2 separate regions of the Homo sapiens genome follow, and region 1 is linked to region 2. The links are chromatin contacts, found by Hi-C or POLR2A ChIA-PET in ENCODE. All regions are on one chromosome and are shown on one strand. The core of a region is the stretch at or near the end of the contact, and the rest is flanking DNA. Distances in the headings are between cores, read along the strand shown. Region 1 holds the start of TM7SF2 (transmembrane 7 superfamily member 2). Region 2 holds the start of TEX54 (testis expressed 54).

Region 1 (3,214 bases), core at 251-2,750, 2.3 Mb before region 2:
CGCCTTCATGTAGAGAAAGAGGCTGAAGATGAAAGCGGTGAGGGTGGCGACAAACGCCAAGGGCAGGAGCATTTCCGGGAGCGCCCCCAGAGGCAGCCCCGCTGACATCCCCAGCCCCACCAACAGGGCTGTCAGCACCAGGGCCTGGAAGCCTGAACCACAGCGCACAGTGAGCCCTGGGGCTGCGCGCCTCCACATCCCCACCCCGCAAACACACGCAGAGCCCAAAACTCAGGGGGGCCACAGACCCTGCCCCAAGCATTAGGCTGCCACCCTGGCCTTCAGAGGATCACCCCAGCCACTGCTGTGGTGCACGGAGTAGCAGTAAATGGGGTAAGGCTGTGGGGACGAGGGGCATAGGGAGAGCCCCCGGCGTCTGTCCTGGGCGTAACAGAGGCACACAAAGGAGCCTGGGGTGGGGGCCAATCTCCGTGGACCTCCCCGCTAGGCCTGGAGCTCCACCCCCGGCCGCTTAACTCCAGCGCGAGGGCCCGTCCCCTAGGCACCGTTAATAGGATAGCGCAGGCGACTCTTGTCCTTCAATTCCTGCCCCTCGGCCACCTGCGGGTCCAAGGGGGCTCTGATAAGGCCCGGGGCGTCCTTTCCCTCGCCGAGCCCATTCGCTTCCCTCCCCCGAGCGTCCGCGAGCGGGGCCCGCACCTTGCGCGCCGGCAGTAGGTAGAGCGCCGCCTGCAGGCCGAGCCAGGCGAGCCACAGCAGCAGCGCCCGTGGGCTCCACAGCACCTCCAGCCCCGGCAGGGACGCGGGTGGACCCAGCAGGCGCGCGGGGCCCGAACGGGCCGCCAGGAGCAGGTGGAACATGGTGGCGGGCAGCAGCAGTAGCAGAGCCGCGGCGCCTGCGGGAAGGGCCATCACGTCGGGCGTCCGCCCCTAGCCCCCCAGCTCCCCGCCGGCCCGCACGGGCGCCCTGACGTCTCTGCGGGACCCTCTCGGCATTCCCAGAGTGCGCCTCCGCACCCCGTCCTCAGCCCTCGGCCCCCAGGCACCCCGCTGCCTCCCAGTTCCCTTCCCAGGCGTCCATCTTAGTCCCCCGCCCCCAGGCCCCTCGAAGACCCTCCTCCTGCTCCCAGTCGACACCATAAATCCCCGTTCTGCAGCCCCCAGAACCGGCCCCTCCTCAGCTCTCCCTCTCCAGACACCCTTCGCTGCAAACCCCCGGGTCCCTCTGCCTCCGACACCCCCAAAGCCTTCCATCCTCAGATCTCGCCCCCGCTCTTAGTTCACCCGCTCCAGCTCTCCTTCGCTTAGCCTTTGCCCCAGGTCCCATCTCTCTGCCCCATTACCCAGGGGCCCTCCGAATTCCAGCGGGGCCCGGGGGCCCTGAGTGGGGGCCATGGTCTCCGCTCCGCCGGAGAGAGAGGGCGCTCACAATAGTCAGTCAAGGAAACACTGTCCGCCCCATTTCCCAGGAGATGGACTCGGCCGCGCGGAGGATCCGGCCCCGCGGCGCCTGCACCTGCCTGGACACGGAACGCAGACAAGGACCGCTCTCGTCCCAGGGTTTTTAAGTGGAACCGCCCCCTGCCCATGCTGGGCCCAGCACACCAGCCAATCGGCGCTCGGGGGCGGACCCGACGCGGGCGCCTCAGAAGCCTCAGCTTCAAAACCCCGCCCCCGGAAAGGCCCGCCCAGCAAGCGAGAGGAGGAGGCCACACATGTTTATTAGGCCGGTCCTGACACCTGCCTGCGGGGAAGGACCACCGAGACCAGATCCTGGGTGCCATGGGGTGCAGGGACAGACCGGTGCATGGCAGCGGCTGCGCCTAGCCGCGCTCGCAGATGACCTCAACCACACTGGGCTCCATGGGCACAGGGTCTGGGCAGCGCAGGGCAGCAGAGGCCACCACTTCGTCCAGCAGCAAGTGCACGAGTTCTTCGTCGGCCACAAAACGCCACAGGTAGAGCTGCAGAAAGTGGCAGTCCACTTGCACCTGCTGCAGCCCGAAGCGCCCAAAGGTGCGCAGCCGCACACACTCCAGCAGCGTCTTCAGGCTGATCTTGATGATGCCGGTCAGCACCGACACCTGCAGGCAGGGACACAGGGATGCAGCTTGGGGACTGCAGGTGTGTGTGGGGGACACCCAAGTTCCAAGCAGGGGCCCGGGAGACATACGATGGAAGTAGCTGGGATGAGGCAGAAAGTCTCCGGGGCCAGATAAGAAGGGAGGGATACAATATTAGCGCCGTCATCTGGAGGGCAGGGGACAGGTAGGGCCCAGCAATCAGAGGCATCCCTGAGCTTGGAGTGAGGCGGGGCAGGGACCATGGGTGAACAGAAAACCCTGGGGAGGACCCAAGACTACTGTGGGGATAAGGACAAGGGCAAACAGTAATCCCAGGTCAGCACCCAGACTCAGGCTGGGCATACACCAAGACTGGGACAAGGGCTGTGGGATTTGGAGGCAGGGCACTCTGTACTACCTAAAAACAGCCCTAGAGACAGAGACTGGAGGGTCAGGGTCACCCCCAGTTGGTCACAGAGTCCTGGGGCTCCTTGGGCAGGTGTGGGGCTGCTCCAGCCAACCCTCCCCGGGATCCCTGGAAGTCTGAGTCACGTTGGAAGTCGGACCTTGTTGAACTCCACAGGGCTGAACACATCAATACGTTCAGAGAATAGCTTCTGGATATTGCTCAAGAGGTTGGTGTCCATCGGGGCACTGGATTGGGGAAGACAAGGAATCAGAGCCCGCCCTGCACCCTCGCCCTCTTTTGTCCCTTCCCCCTGGGGCTCCCCTGACCAGCCAGACCTGGGGGTATAGCTGGGGGCGTAGCGGCCCTGCTGCCGAGAGCTGCTGTACACGGAGAAAGTCCTCTTGCTGGAGTCGCTGCTCTGGGCCTTGCGAACACCCTCTTCGTACAGGAGCCCCACCTGGTGGTAAAAAGAGGTACTGCAAGGAGGCCCGAGTCAGGGGAAACCACCAGCCCATCGGTGCTGAGGATGCCCTAAGTCAGCTACTCAAGCATCACAAGGATCACAGGGTAATCACCGCGGGGCCCGCTATTTAGTAGGTACATGGTCGCTATTTATAGAACCAGTGGAGTGGGGCAAAGGCAGGATACAAGAGTTGGTCTGAGGTCTAATCTTCAGCACCAGCACCAACCCTGCCCTGACTTCCTGGGTAACCCTGAGCCTCTGCTTCTCCACAGGTAAAATAGGGGCGAAGATGTCATAATCCTGGGCTGAGAAGGAACA
Region 2 (3,334 bases), core at 1-2,500:
TCCTCACCTGCGAAATGGAAATATTAGTAGAAGCTCCAGTCTCAGGGTTTTGTTGCAGATTAAATGTTGAAATGGAAAGTGATTGGAACAGGAAACAATGAATGGTTGGTTATTGGCCAGCCAGTTATCACGGATGCTTCCCCCCTTCTCTAGGGCGTCTACTGGGCTGTCTGAAGGGGCTGGCAGGCAGTGTGCGTGGGTTGCAGTGCCACCCTTCAAAGCCTCTACTAGCCTCCTGTGGCTTGGACAGAGTCTTGAGGATACACAGGATCCAGAATCCACGGGGTCTGGAGCATAAGGTAAGTTGTCTCTCCCACCTCCAACTCATGGTCTTGTGGAGGCCCCGCCTCCTGTGCCCTCCGTTCATGTTTCTGTCTCAGCATGCCTGGCTCCTTAAGGTCCCTCATCTTTTGCAGGTTTATCTCAAGTCTCAATTGAACTGCCTCCTCTTGTCAGGCAGGGACAACTGGGAGGTGAGCAGTTGGGCCCGGGAATGTGGGAGCCAAGGGCATAGATGTGAGGACCTCCCTATGGAGAGGAAAAGGAGGCAGCTGGAATGCAGACTTGGGACTATCTGTTTACCTGCCTGGTCACTTAATTTCTCTGAGAGGCATTAACAGTTAAAATCCTGAGAGGGTTATTGCCAACAGCATGGATGGGGTTGCTTTCTAGGAGCAGGGAATAAAGGTGGTGGTACCCAGAGGGATTCTTTCTCAGCCAGGGTCTCCTTCCCTGTGGGTTTGTCCCTGTGCCCCTGACTACTTTTCTTTTTTTTTTTTTTTTTTTTTTTTTTTAAACTTCTTTTTGTGGAGATGGGGTCTCCTTATGTTGCCCAGTCTGGTCGCTAAGTCCTGGGCTCAAGCAATCCTCCTGCCTTGGTCTCCCAAAGTGCTGAGATTACAGGTGGGAGCCACCGTGCCCGGCCCCCCTGACTCCTAAGCTTTCTTCCCACTCACCAGGATGAGCCCCAAGAGCCTCAAGAACCCAACAAGGTGCCCCTAGAAGACACAGAGACAGATGAACTTTGGGCATCCTTGGAGGCAGCTGCCAAGCGGAAGCTCTCGGGTTTGGAGCAGCCCCAAGGAGCTCTCCAAACGAGACGGAGAAAGAAGAAGCGGCCTGGGTCCACCAGCCCCTGACGCCCCTGTGCCCACTTTGTAAATAAACTGCTGAACACCCACCATGACCCTGAGCCTTTTGTGATGGGAGAAAGGAATGAGGGGTAGCTTGGGGTGGGGGCTGCCTGAGCTGGGGCGACGGGATATCTGATGTCACAAAAGCCGGGCCTGGAGGCAGGCAGGCTGGCGTGGGTGGCACGGAGTCCAGGGCCACGCGGGGCCATGGGCTGCTGCCAAGACAAGGACTTTGAGATGTCTGATGAGCAGTCCAAGGAGGAAGAGTCTGAGGACGGCAGGGAAGATGAGACCACAGACACACAAAGAGGGCCCAGGGAGTGTGAGAGGGGGCTTCCCGAGGGTAGGGGTGAGCTCAGAGGCCTCGTCGTCCCCTCAGGCGCCGAAGATATCGACTTGAACTCCCCGGACCATCCGAATCACAAGTCGAACGAAAGCCTTCTGATTACCGTGCTGTGGCGGCGACTATCCACGTTCGGTCGTCGGGGCTCCTCGCGGCCAAGCAAGAGGCAACCAGACCAGATTCGGAAGCAGGAGAGTCCGATCCGAGAAGGCAACCAGGAGGAGCCGGAGAAGGGATGACCCCAGACCTGCTCTCAGTCCGCCCCAACCTCCAGAGAATAAAATTTCTAACGTATACCTGCACGACCACTCTGGGGGACTGGGCGCGGACACCACCGGGCAGCTGGTTCTTTAAGGCTCCTTCCCGGAGGCGGGCCCAGCCCCCTGAGCGCCTGCTGTAGTACTCTGGGGCGGGGTCACGGTGGCGCCTTAGCCAATGGGAGGGCGGGATCGCTCTTGCGTTTGGGTGTGGGGCGTGTCTTTCGGGTCGCTGGGCTTGAAACGCGTGGGACCGCCCCCTCGTCACTGGGGGTGGGGTTACGTGTAGGTGACGTGGCCGCTTCCAGTCTTTGGTCGGGTTTCGGCGGCTTCAGTGCTCGGGGAGGAGGCAGTGACGGCCGGTGAGATTGGAAGTGGCGGCGGCGGCAGGCGGCAGAGGGGAGGTAAGATTCGCTTTAAGAGGGGATCTGGCCGCCGTGTCAGCTCTGGGGCAGTGGTTTTACGGGGGCGACGACTGGCGGGGGGAAGGGAATCAGGGGCGAGCGGGCAAGTCCTGCCGGCCCGGCTCCGGGTGAGCGAATTCCTTGCCGTCCAATCAGGAAAGCCTCTGTTGAGAGAGACGTCGGCCTTAGCTAATGAGTGGTTGAAGTCTTCCAGAAGGCGGACCTTGGGCGGGGGGTGGGACTTCCTGTTTCAAATAAACACCCAGAGGTTTTCCCCCTCCGCCCACCGAAGTGTGTCAGTCTTTGGAGGTCCGTCACTGGCCCTCCCGGAGGGGCCGAAGGAAACCGCGGAAACGAAAGGGCTGGGTTAGGGCCCGGGGCAGTTACACGGGCCGGGCCGGAGTCTCAGGACCACGGGGTTGGCTCTGGCCCTGTCTCTGCTTCAGGGTCCCCGGCCCGCGCTCTGGCCGCCAGAGCCAAGTTGGAAGAAGAGTCTGAAGCGGGTTCGACTTGGGACAGGGGAAAAGCGGGGCCCTTTCCGCTGCTGGTCCGCCCCAGGATTTGCGAGCGTCCTGGGCGCGAAAGTCCACGAGAAGTGCAGAAGGGGCTCGGGGATTTGTTGATTGGGGTGGGGCGGGGGAGTTTGGGTAAAGAAGTTGCCTGGGGAATGACACTCTCCCCTCCACAACAGTCCGAGGTTATGCGTCTCAATGATCCCGCGGAAACGCTACGGGTCTAAGAACACGGATCAGGGTGTCTACCTGGGTCTCTCAAAGACACAGGTCCTGTCCCCTGCAACTGCTGGCAGTAGCAGCAGCGACATCGCCCCTCTGCCCCCCCCAGTGACCCTCGTCCCTCCCCCTCCCGACACCATGTCCTGCCGGGATCGGACCCAGGAGTTTCTGTCTGCCTGCAAGTCGCTGCAGACCCGTCAGGTAAGGACCTGGAGTGGAAAAGGCGAGGAGTGAGCCTTACTCAAATCTAGGAAGGACTGTGCTCCACCACTGTTAACCGAAGTAATTTTGGGGGGTACCTGATGGAACTGATAGGCTTGGATGGGGCCTGTAGGGTCTGCTATAAGCAACAGAGAAGAGGTCGGCTGGCTAACTAGGGGCAAGGACTTAGACTTTTTTTTGTGAGGAATCCTTTGGAGGGCAGGATTGCTATTCTGGAGGGAGTACTTCAGAGAGTACTTGG

What was found. Hi-C counts contacts between places; a loop is a spot of excess contacts on that map. ChIA-PET counts read pairs that join two places held with the same protein, here RNA polymerase II (POLR2A). Pooled maps may share reads with other maps.
Region 1: a loop to region 2 is called in a pooled map, with 3 times the contacts of the local background. The contact joins the promoter of TM7SF2 here to the promoter of TEX54 in region 2. A Hi-C loop is called at or near these places in 5 of 50 pooled maps. POLR2A ChIA-PET finds 5 or more read pairs at or near these places in 2 of 52 experiments (CD4-positive, alpha-beta T cell and naive thymus-derived CD4-positive, alpha-beta T cell).

What each region holds. Positions count from the first base shown.
Region 1 is chr11:65,110,158-65,113,371 of GRCh38, reverse strand. TM7SF2 (transmembrane 7 superfamily member 2) reads right to left here and starts at 1,500. Exons shown (of 10, transcript NM_003273.6): 1 at 1,305-1,500; 2 at 661-857; 3 at 507-561; 4 at 1-152. The coding sequence starts at 1,356. It overlaps VPS51 (VPS51 subunit of GARP complex), which reads right to left. Exons shown (of 10, transcript NM_013265.4): 8 at 2,769-2,890; 9 at 2,591-2,678; 10 at 1,510-2,045. The coding sequence ends at 1,785. RefSeq lists silencers at 689-1,118, 2,384-2,559 and enhancers at 1,249-1,298, 1,369-1,478, 1,401-1,695, 1,392-2,317, 2,318-3,214.
Region 2 is chr11:62,830,757-62,834,090 of GRCh38, reverse strand. TEX54 (testis expressed 54) reads left to right here and starts at 1,250. Exons shown (of 1, transcript NM_001395459.1): 1 at 1,250-1,770. The coding sequence starts at 1,341. The coding sequence ends at 1,715. It overlaps STX5 (syntaxin 5), which reads left to right and starts at 2,040. Exons shown (of 11, transcript NM_003164.5): 1 at 2,040-2,137; 2 at 2,829-3,072. The coding sequence starts at 2,848. It overlaps WDR74 (WD repeat domain 74), which reads left to right. Exons shown (of 11, transcript NM_001369450.1): 9 at 154-299; 10 at 417-473; 11 at 960-1,180. The coding sequence ends at 1,139. It overlaps STX5-DT (STX5 divergent transcript), which reads right to left and starts at 1,857. Exons shown (of 2, transcript NR_135084.1): 1 at 1,774-1,857; 2 at 48-528. RefSeq lists enhancers at 1,530-1,579, 1,600-1,669, 2,040-2,129.